Linked DNA regions of Homo sapiens: regions 2 and 3 are each linked to region 1. The links are chromatin contacts, found by Hi-C in ENCODE. All regions are on one chromosome and are shown on one strand. Each heading gives the region's core, a stretch centred on a gene start or an enhancer-like site at or near the end of the contact. The rest is flanking DNA. Distances are from core to core; before and after follow the strand shown.

Region 1 (3,720 bases), core at 556-3,055:
AGGAAAAGAAAAAAAGATACGCTTTCAGCAGGTACCTGTTTTCCCCTTAGGCAAAATGTCTCATAAATTGATATTTATTGAAGTATATATCCAGATTCTGGTGTCTCTATGAACTATAAAGGCCTAAGATTATTGCCTCAAAAAGAAAAAATTAGTTAATTCTGACCTTTTTAGCTGTGACTTCAATTTTATTTGATTACTGATTTCATGATGGAGGATTATATTGAAAATCATCCTAATATCAATTACATATTTCAATAATCAAAATTTATTTCTACTTTGGATCAGTTGCTAATTTGCTTGTCTTCTTGACATCCCTATTCAGTGGCCTTATAAGACTCTACCAGCAATACTGACAATAAATCAAGATCATATATTATCAATCTTTGTCCCTGTAACCCAGTCCTGACTGAGACAAAAAATTCTTAGCAGACTTGAGCTGAAACACCTTTCCTTTCTGTAACTTTTGCTTTCCTTCCCATATTGGTTGTCCATTGGATTTAGCCTCCTGCTTGTGACAGTAATTGAGTTTTAGCTTCTGTCACTCATTATTCAGAAGATTATCTATCTGATTAAGGTATTTCCAGTTTTCTCACCATTCCATATACTTCCCATCAAAACTGAGCCCTTGGTCAAACAGCAGAATATTGCTATATGCAAGAGGATACTTTAAAAATTAAGGGTATGGTGGCTCATGCCTGTAATCCCAGCACTTTGGGAGGCCTAGGTGGGTGGCTCACAAGGTCAGAATTTTGAGACAAGCCTGGCCAATATGGTGAAACCCCATCTCTACTAAAAATACAAAAATTAGCCAGGCATGGTGGTGGGTGCCTGTAGTCCCAGCTACTCGGGAGGCTGAAGCAGGAGAATCGCTTGAACTTGGGAGGCAGAGGTTGCAGTGAGCTGAGACCACGTTACTGCACTCCAGCCTAGGAGACAGAGCGAGACTGTCTCAAAAAAAAAAAAAAAAAAAGATATGAAAGCTTTGTAATCGCCACATCAATCAGTGTTCTGCAAGGTTACACAAGGAGGACAAATTCCATTGTTGACCACGAGGCTTTCCTATTGTATCCTAAGCCTTCCATGTTTTTGACTGTTTTTACTGCCTCATAGAATGAGCATATTGGTTTTCCAAGCAGGGCTGTAATTGATATTTACATAAAACTAGTAATATCTTGCATTATGTATTTGGAAAGACTAATTTACATGGGTCAAATAATGTTTTGACAAGAAAAACATGAATGATTTCAATAACTGGACCCCAAAGAAAAAAATTATAACAAGGAAAAAAGGAATCTGACATAATAGCTGGATTCTGAAAGTTGGAGGGGAAAAGAAATCAAAGCACCTGGACCAAGCCCCTCTGACAGTGTAATAATCTCAGGGAGAAAACATGCTGTCATTCTAAAGTGGGAGCTACATCTTCAGGGCCAAAACTTAAAGCTGGGAGTGAGTGTTTCCCTTTCTCCTTTTGAAGGGGACTACAGTTGCCACCCATGCTAATGATTAAGATCTTGTTCTTGTTCTTATCAATAACTGCTGTCTTATAATACACTATGAATCCTGGCTTTTATTTAAAGCTAATTCCTCCACGTGGACCATGCTTGAGAGCTCTGCCCTTAAAATGGCTATCCCTTTCTCTGCACAATCAACTTTTCTCTCCCAATGCAGCATACACAAATGCTGTAACGGCTCCACTTAAAAACAAAATAAAAAACCAAAACCAAAACCAAAACAAAAAAACACTTCTGTTTTTTGACAGTAGATTTGCCTTCAGCTGCCACCACATTTCTCTGTTCCTCTTTATGACAAAAAACTTCAAAGAGCAATGTTTCTGCCTATATCCATTTTCGTATTTAACATTCTCTATTCTACTACAGTCCTCATCATTCCATTAAAACTGCTCTTTCAAGTCACCAGTGACCTCTGTGTTATCAAACATTGTGGTCAATTTTCAGTCCTCATTTAATTTGGCTCTTCACTGTCACTTGACACTATTGATCTTTGCCTCCTTTTTGAAACAACTTTGCACTGATCCTGCAGGGCATCACCATCTTTTTTATTCTTACTTTAATTGCTGCTTCTTATCAGTCTCCTATTTTGATTTTTCTCCTATTCCCGGTCCTTAATGCTAGAGAACCATAGGGCTCAATTGTCTTTTTTTTTTTTATTATTATTATACTTTAAGTTTTAGGGTACATGTGCACATTGTGCAGGTTAGTTACATATGTATACATGTGCCATGCTGGTGTGTTGCACCCACTAACTCGTCATCTAGCATTAGGTATATCTCCCAATGCTATCCCTCCCCCCTCCCCCCACCCCACAACAGTCCCCAGTGTGTGATATTCCCCTTCCTGTGTCCATGTGATCTCATTGTTCAATTCCCACCTATGAGTGAGAATATGCGGTGTTTGGTTTTTTGTTCTTGCGATAGTTTACTGAGAATGATGATTTCCAATTTCATCCATGTCCCTACAAAGGACATGAACTCATCATTTTTTATGGCTGCATAGTATTCCATGGTGTATATGTGCCACATTTTCTTAATCCAGTCTATCATTGTTGGACATTTGGGTTGGTTCCAAGTCTTTGCTATCGTGAATAATGCCGCAATAAACATACGTGTGCATGTGTCTTTATAGCAGCATGATTTATAGTCCTTTGGGTATATACCCAGTAATGGGATGGCTGGGTCAAATGGTATTTCCAGTTCTAGATCCCTGAGGAATTGCCACACTGACTTCCACAATGGTTGAACTAGTTTACAGTCCCACCAACAGTGTAAAAGTGTTCCTATTTCTCCACATCCTCTCCAGCACCTGTTGTTTCCTGACTTTTTAATGATTGCCATTCTAACTGGTGTGAGATGGTATCTCATTGTGGTTTTGATTTGCATTTCTCTGATGGCCAGTGATGGTGAGCATTTTTTCATGTGTTTTTTGGCTGCATAAATGTCTTCTTTTGAGAAGTGTCTGTTCATGTCCTTCGCCCACTTTTTGATGCAGTTGTTTTGTTTTTTTCTTGTAAATTTGTTTGAGTTCATTGTAGTTTCTGGATATTAGCCCTTTGTCAGATGAGTAGGTTGCGAAAATTTTCTCCCATTTTGTAGGTTGCCTGTTCACTCTGATGGTAGTTTCTTTTGCTGTGCAGAAGCTCTTTAGTTTAATTAGATCCCATTTGTCAATTTTGGCTTTTGTTGCCATTGCTTTTGGTGTTTTAGACATGAAGTCCTTGCCTGTGCCTATGTCCTGAATGGTAATGCCTAGGTTTTCTTCTAGGGTTTTTATGGTGTTAGGTCTAATGTTTAAGTCTTTAATCCATCTTGAATTGATTTTTGTGTAAGGTGTAAGGAAGGGATCCAGTTTCAGCTTTCTACATATGGCTAGCCAGTTTTCCCAGCACCATTTATTAAATAGGGAATCCTTTCCCCATTGCTTGTTTTTCTCAGGTTTGTCAAAGATCAGATAGTTGTAGATATGCGGTGTTATTTCTGAGGGCTCTGTTCTGTTCCATTGATCTATATCTCTGTTTTGGTACCAGTACCATGCTGTTTTGGTTACTGTAGCCTTGTAGTATAGTTTGAAGTCAGGTAGTGTGATGCCTCCAGCTTTGTTCTTTTGGCTTAGGATTGACTTGGCAATGCGGGCTCCTTTTTGATTCCATATGAACTTGAAAGTAGTTTTTTCCAATTCTGTGAAGAAAGGCATTGGTAGCTTG
Region 2 (3,588 bases), core at 402-2,901, 1.3 Mb before region 1:
ATAAGATGGGTTGAAATTTTACCCAGTGATCTGATTCACAGGTTTGTTTTCTTATTTATATATCTGCCAGCTGCCACACTTTAAAAAAAATTATTCTAGCAGCAAGGATCTAAAATAACAGATTTGCCTTTTTGAAATTGCTTAGCTACAGTTAAACATTAGCTATAATATCAAGTTTCACTCTGATATTTTAAATATTATTTTGATATGCATAGTCACATATAATTTTCAGAAAAATACATCTATACAGTCCATACTGTCCCATAAGCTGCTTTTTACAACCTTCCCATGTGAATGGACATTCCTTTAAACATCATTTTAAATATCTGCATGGTATGGCGGTAACAACATGAAATTTTCTATTAGATATGTAAGCATTTTTCAGTTTTTCAGTAATATAAATGACTCTCTGAGGGCAAATAGGAATCAAGCAATTTTTTGAGACTCTAAATACATTTAAAAATTAAAAGTGCCTATCTATATATTTTCAATTGTGGTACATTTTAAATGTTTTTCTTAACCAATCAAAACTTCTAAGATGAAAATATAAGGTAAAATAAGTAAAATATACTCTAACTGCATTATTCTGAAAACTCTTACAGAATTAGGAGAAAGTCTCTAATTTCTAGTGTACTGCAGGTCATGTGACCAAGCACAATTCTAAGTTACATGATCAGTGTCTTTCTTTTTCTTTCTCCCCAGTTATCTCTTTGACTTTAGGTATAACCTAGTTCAGAGATAACATCTAAAGTCTGAATTTGAGGCCCTAAGTAAATGACAGCCCTGGGTAAAATGGTCTCCTGCCTAGAATTGGTCCCTAATCCTAGAGGCGAATTTTCTAAGTTACAAGAAAGTTTTAAGCTTTTGATATGTGTTATCAATTTGCCCCCCCCCCGCAGGCTGGTACCTATTTACATTCTATTAAGCGTGTGTAAGAGCACTTCCCTATGTGTTTGTCATATATGTATTATCTTTTGTATGCTTATTAACGTAACAAACAACAACAAAATAGCTAATTGTCATTTTAATTGACATGTTACTGATTACCAATGAAGGCTATCATTATGTCATATATTTATTTGCTGTTTATATGATTTTTCTTTTTTTTCCCTTAAATATTCCTGTTCTTGGTCGTTTTGTTCTTTTTCTTTTTTTACCTCTTTCTCTCTCTTTTTTTTTTAGTTGTTAGCCTCATTACTTTAATTGAAAAACTTCTGCGTATAGTAAGCCCTTTGTCATATAGTCTCAAATATTTTCCCCAGTTTTATGATTGCCTTTTAATTTTATGGTGTTTGCCCTTCTGAAGTTGAACATTTTTGCTTTCTCTAATTTATCTCTATTTTCTTTGTGAATTCGGCCTTTGATGACATGGCTTGAAAGAGTAAGTGGATCTTTAATGGACTTCTATTCTCTCTCCTTGATTCTTATAAGCCTAATTCATTAGTGTCAGCCTACAAGCATTGCCCAAGCTTCCCCCTACCTCTTTCTTCCTTCTCATCTCTAGGTAGTCTCCCTCTGTTGACAAGAACAAAAGAGATGGGGAATAACTGTACCGGCTGGGAAAGGTGACACCTCTAGGGAGTGAAAGGTTGGCCACTCTGTCAGTTTGTGGTTGATGAAGTCACATGAAAAGGCCACAATGTAAAAAGTTAACAAAGTTTCAGTTACACCGGATGATGAATAAGTTCTGAAGATCTAATGTATAGCAGGATGACTATAGTTAGTAACACTGCATTGTTTACTGGAAATTTGTTGAAAGTAGATCTTAAGTGTTCTTATTTATGATTAAGATGAAAAGATGGAATGCGGTGAGGTGGTAAGAGCAGCGTCTGTCCAGCAGGCCTATCTATTTCGGATTAAAATGAAGGCCAGTGACATCTTGCCTTACCATGTTCCACTTCATTGACCAGGGAATTTCCTAACATGTGGTTGACTTGTGTCACTGTCAGATAAAGTAGCAGGGAACAGTCTTTTAAAAGGCATGGCCCCCTTTACATTGCCCCCATGCTACATTCTGCTAAGAAACATTTGAATTTTTATGGCTTTCCTGCAGTAACAAATTTTCCTCCTACTGTCAGGATTTGCTTCATGCAGAGTAAAGTGGGCAGCTTTCATTTTCATTTCATTATTACGAAAAGTGAGACAAAAAATGTTTTAATTAGAAAGTTAATGATTAAATTAATATATAATTTCTAAAATTCCTTAAACTCTTAAAAATAAAAAGCTTGCATGTTTAAACTAATTAAATTTAAAAATCAATAAAGATAAAAACTAAATCTAAACATAAATGAATGAGTAAATGTGAAGAGTGGTGATGGCTACACATAGAAAATGTGAGTAAGCTCCAAATTATGCCTAACCTTGTCCCTGTAGCTTCCTTCCTAAGTGGGAGGCTGCAAAAGCGAAGAAGAGCACAATTGCTGGAGGGAGGTCACAGGTCACTATTATCTACAGTTGGAGATCAGAGGAAAACCTTGTGTGCCAAAGTAAGTGATTCATAGAAATAACAGTTGAAGATGTATGAGACAGGATAACTGAAAGGTTCCAGTCTTTCAGAAGTTGAGATGAGATGAAATCCAGAGAATATGGGATACAGCCTCATTTTTAACAAGTGAACCAAAGAAGAAGGAGAATATGCTGGGCTGAATTTTTTCTTCCCCTTCATTTCCGCAGGTTGAAAAGATCATGGCTTTTTTTTTTTTTTTTTTTTTTTTTTTTGAGACAGATCTTGCTCTGTCACACAGGCTGGTGTGCAGTGGTCCAATAATAGCTCACAGCAGCCAGCCTCAAACTCGTGAGCTCAAGCAATTCTCCTGCCTCAGCCTTTCGAGTAGCTAGGAATACAGATGCACCACCATGCCTGGTTAATTTATTTTTCCTTTAGTAAAGATGTGGTCTCACTATGTTGCCCAGTCTGATCTCAAACTCCTGGCCTCAAAAGGTCCTCCTGCCTCAGCCTCCCCAAAGTTCTGGGATTACAAGCATAAGCCACGGCTCCTAGCCACATGGCATCTTTTATAAGTCCAGTAATCCTACTACATTTCTCTAGTAAGTTTCTTCTCCCATTTTTTTTCTCCCGAACCTCCCATTCCTTCTCCATTCTTATGAAAATGTCTATGCTTTCTGCTCTCCTCTCATTTTTTGGCTGGTGACTTTGACACATTGTTGAGGGGAAAAACCATCCGAACTCCCTCATCGTAGCACCATCAAATCTATAAATATTCTGGCATTTAAAACCATCTTTTACTTTGTCCCGCTTCTTAAAAATGAGGATGCTCCCAGCTACTTGGGAGGCTGAGGCAGGAGAATGGCGTGAACCCGGGAGGCAGAGCTTGCAGTGAGCCGAGATCGCACCACTGCACTCCAGCCCAGGCGACAAAGCGAGACTCCGTCTCAAAAAAAAAAAAAAAAAAAAAAAAAAGAGGATGTATCCCGTAGTCTCTGGATTTAATCTCATCTCAACTTCTGAAGGACTTTCAGTTATCCTGTCTCGTGCATCTTCAGCTGTTTTCTTTCTATGAATCATTTCCTTTAGCACACAAGCTTTTTCTTTGATCTCCAACTGTAGGTAAGTCTTGCCTGTGACCT
Region 3 (3,781 bases), core at 914-3,413, 1.5 Mb after region 1:
ACATGGTTTATTATTTTGTGTTATTTTCTTCCATGATATGGAGTACGACAGAAGCTGTGATATCTGTTTTTTAGCAGATGAGCAGAGATTAAGTGGCCTGCCTGCACTCTGGGATTTATTTGTTAATCAGTTACAGAGCCAGCACTAAGAGCTGGATCTTCTGTCTCCTGGTCTATACTCCTTTCCATAACATGTGGTAAAGTGCTTCTCCCTTGTTCTGAAGAAATCCCTACAGGGAACCTAACACTGCCCTGATCTGGAAACAACATTGTTACCTGACAGGCCGGTTTGCCAGGGTGACCATTCTTAAGTGTTTTAGGGAGCTAGGATTAATCTTTTTTTCCCAAGAGGAAGTAGCAATAAACTGTGCACCAAAAATAACGCTTTAGCTGCTAAATTCTGCTTAGTAGGTGGTTTCCCAAAGATGATCCAATGCAATGAGTCATCCCTCTGAGCACTTACTGCACATTATTTCTTTTTACTAATCCTCGGTGCTTTTGGTTGCATGTTTTTTAACCTTTAGAGCCCTCCTGGGAGGTTCAGAGTCTTCTCACTATGAATATAAAACAGACTCTACTACATCCCCCCACATGTCCCTCTTGTCCTTTACTTCCTATACTTTTCAAATCTAAGATAATCCATCACTTAGGAGAACAGTCAGGATCATGTCCAAAGATAAAAGATCAGCAGTAAGTTTCTCCAGAGTTAGCAGCAGCTCCATCTCATTCCCAGTATAAAAATCAAAAATGTAGATGGATGTAAGTCAATGTGTAGAACCCATATCAAGAAAACTATAAAACTTGATTGAGATACATAAAAATGACTTTCCTAGATATAGAGAATATTTGATTATTAGAAAGATATTAAATATTCCATTTTCCTGAACAGGAAGATTGAATAGTTGTAAGGATATAAAAGGTTTCCAAATTAATTCATAGGTTTATGCAACTCCAGTCAGAATTCCAGTGGGATTTCCTGAAATGCATTTGGAAGAGTTAAACTGGTGAAAATAGCCAAGAATTTTTTGTTACCAAAAAAAAAAAGTTATGAAGAGAAACTCCTGCTACCAAGCACTAAAATACATTATGCAACTACAGTAATAAAAATAATGTGGTACCAGCAGAAGTGACAGACATTAATGGAACAGAATAGAGAATGAGACTTGAAACCCTAATTTAGGAAGTGATGCAATTTATCATAAATCACAAATCTGGGAGGACAGAACGGCATATGCAACAAATGAGAATAGGGTAATTGGTCAATTTCATGGGGGAAAAATGGTAACCTGATTAGATTCTCACTATTCCTCACCACAGAGCAAATGACAGATGGCTTAAAGAGTTACATATTAAAAGTGAAGCCATAAAAGAATAAAGAAACTATAGGAAGTATCTGTGACCCTAGAATGGAGATATATTTTCAAAGCATTAAGAAGTCACAAACAAAAATACTAATATATTTGATTATATAAAAATTGAAAACTTTTGTTCATCAGAAAATAAAAACACTGCCAAGTTAAAAAGCATGTGATAATCTTGGAGAAAATGAATGAATATGACAAAGGTGTAATATCCTTAATGAATAAAAGAGCTCTTAAAATTAATTGGAAAGCCACTAGCACACCCCACTGTAGCTACACTACATTCCTATCACACTGTGTACATATCACAGTGCTAAATCATTTTATACTCATAATACAGTTCAGATGACACAAGACAGTATTAGAAATTCAGATCTTATTTTCCATTCACATATTCTTTGTCCAAAGGCAGTTTAAGGAAACTAACACATTACATTATGCTATAAATACTTCAGAACAGTTTGTCCACATTGACACTTCCATTTCCTAAAATGAAACCCTCGCTGGCCCACAGAGGGAAAAAAAAAAAAAAAAGGCTAGCTTTGTTAACCAGCTTTATTTCAACAAGCACATCCACATGGTAAGAACTTCCTCTGATGAGTCATCCACAGTTGTCAAACACCAACTTTCCTTTGTTTGGCCCATGCAGAAATCAGGTCTGTGGAAGCACAGTTCAAGAGTCTGAATCATTTAATTGTGTTTTATTCATATCTGAATTTGCATCTGTCACAAACCCAATGTGTCCACCGTGAAAAATTGCATCCTTCAAATATTACTGAACAAAAAACCCTATTCAAATAGGTCTGTTCTGTCTAGATTGTCTGTGAAATTTCTGAGGAATGTTGTGGGCTCTGTTTCCTGTACCAAATTGTTGAGTTATCACACATCATTGGATTCTACCCAAAGTGTGCTGGATAGGCATATTATATTCAGACAGGATACCAGTTGTCTTTACCATTCATAAAGGAAAAAGAAAAGATTACTCCTGCTCCCTGCCATAAGATATAAACTAAGAAGTGAAAATGTGTGTACCCATAGTTTTTTTAATGTGTCCTTGATTTCTTTTCTTCACCAAGATTTGAGTTTTATTCAGTCATAGCTTTGTTATGCACTTTCTTGTCACCCTGTACTTGTTCAAAACTAAGGACTATAGTCAAGACTCAGATCCTGCCCTGGGATTGGTGCCATCTTAGCTTGTTTGGAAAAAAAAAAAAAAAAAAAAAAAGATCTTTAGAGATACCATCATATCCATTTGTATATAAAAAGAGAAAAGAATGGAAGTGATGCTGTGTAATTTATTTTCATCTATTTACTCTATTTTCCAAATTTTCCACAATGCGTATATATTTTATAATCAAGATAATCTGTTACTTTTTAAATTTTTTATTTTTAATTTTTGTGGATACATAGTAGATATATATGGGGTACATGAGATGTTTTGATATAGGTATGCAATAATTTGTTATTTTTAACAGTACCCATGATGAATCATTCAAAATATAAATTCAGTAAATAAGCTTTTTGAAAAAGTTAAACTTGCTGTTGGGCCAGTAAAATTTTATTCTGATAAAATAAATGCTAGCTTTTGTTGATTAATCACCACACTAAACTCACAATACTAGACACTGGTAGACAACATCACTGACATTCAAGGGCCAGAGCCCTTATTTATATGTTGAGCACATTATAATTTTTTAAGGAAAAAATGAGAAAATCAGTCTTTCAGTGTTTGGACTATTTTTAACCAATGATTGAATCCAATTTGAGAATATTTTTAGATCATTTGTAATGCTTTATGACTGATACTTTTGGTTCCATTTTGAGCAAAGCTTCTTTTTTTCTTTTTAAAGAAGCCACTTCAGCCAACAGACACTTCCATTTCAGAAAATGTCTAGTGATTATTTTCCCCCAAAGGCAACATGAAAACCTTCAGCCTCAGAAAGATGTCATTTTGCTGACATCCGGCTGATGTCAATATTAGAGTTTTTGCAAGAGAAAGGTGTGTGAGCATAGAGGTGATGATAATTATATACTCAAAGACACACCCACAACAGAGCCCATAAGACTCCCTTTGGCAAAAAATGTTGTATTGAAGACAAAACCAGTGGATTCAGAGGTTAAAAGTAAGAAGTAGTTTTGAGAGCCACATTTTAGTTACCGTAATGTATGTAGTATTTGCTGTTGAAATGTCTCTATTAGACAGACTTACTTTTGTATTTTCTAATTTTTATTCCTTGTATCAATGTTGCTTTGAAGTCAGCCTATCATGAGAGAAAACTTGACTCACTTAGCTAGTTCATTTTCAGAGGTGTGTGTTACTGATTAATGTAGCACTCTCTCTTGCTCCACCTACACAGCACTTCAGAATCATTCTCAACCCAGCTTACAGCCTATCGCTACCAACCAGACTGGATGAAATCT

What was found. Hi-C counts contacts between places; a loop is a spot of excess contacts on that map. Pooled maps may share reads with other maps.
Region 2: a pooled map shows a loop between it and region 1 (5-fold over the local background). The contact joins two enhancer-like sites. A Hi-C loop is called at or near these places in 8 of 37 single-sample maps with no recorded cell type and 5 of 50 pooled maps.
Region 3: a pooled map shows a loop between it and region 1 (4-fold over the local background). The contact joins two enhancer-like sites. A Hi-C loop is called at or near these places in 3 of 37 single-sample maps with no recorded cell type and 2 of 50 pooled maps.

What each region holds. Positions count from the first base shown.
Region 1 is chr7:94,158,981-94,162,700 of GRCh38, reverse strand. No RefSeq gene overlaps it. Among named protein-coding and RNA genes, the nearest start is that of BET1, 160 kb to the right of the region's middle. RefSeq lists an enhancer at 1,627-1,736. Within about 2 kb of position 1,805, at least 3 of the 41 ENCODE cell types and tissues checked have a DNase peak (open chromatin) inside an H3K27ac peak, as active enhancers do.
Region 2 is chr7:95,499,699-95,503,286 of GRCh38, reverse strand. All of the region lies in intron 2 of ASB4 (ankyrin repeat and SOCS box containing 4), which reads right to left. Among named protein-coding and RNA genes, the nearest start is that of ASB4, 16 kb to the right of the region's middle. RefSeq lists an enhancer at 1,888-1,937 and a silencer at 2,236-2,530. Within about 2 kb of position 1,651, at least 2 of the 41 ENCODE cell types and tissues checked have a DNase peak (open chromatin) inside an H3K27ac peak, as active enhancers do.
Region 3 is chr7:92,631,738-92,635,518 of GRCh38, reverse strand. All of the region lies in intron 5 of CDK6 (cyclin dependent kinase 6), which reads left to right. Among named protein-coding and RNA genes, the nearest start is that of FAM133B, 43 kb to the right of the region's middle. RefSeq lists enhancers at 3,209-3,258, 3,369-3,458. Within about 2 kb of position 2,163, at least 14 of the 41 ENCODE cell types and tissues checked have a DNase peak (open chromatin) inside an H3K27ac peak, as active enhancers do.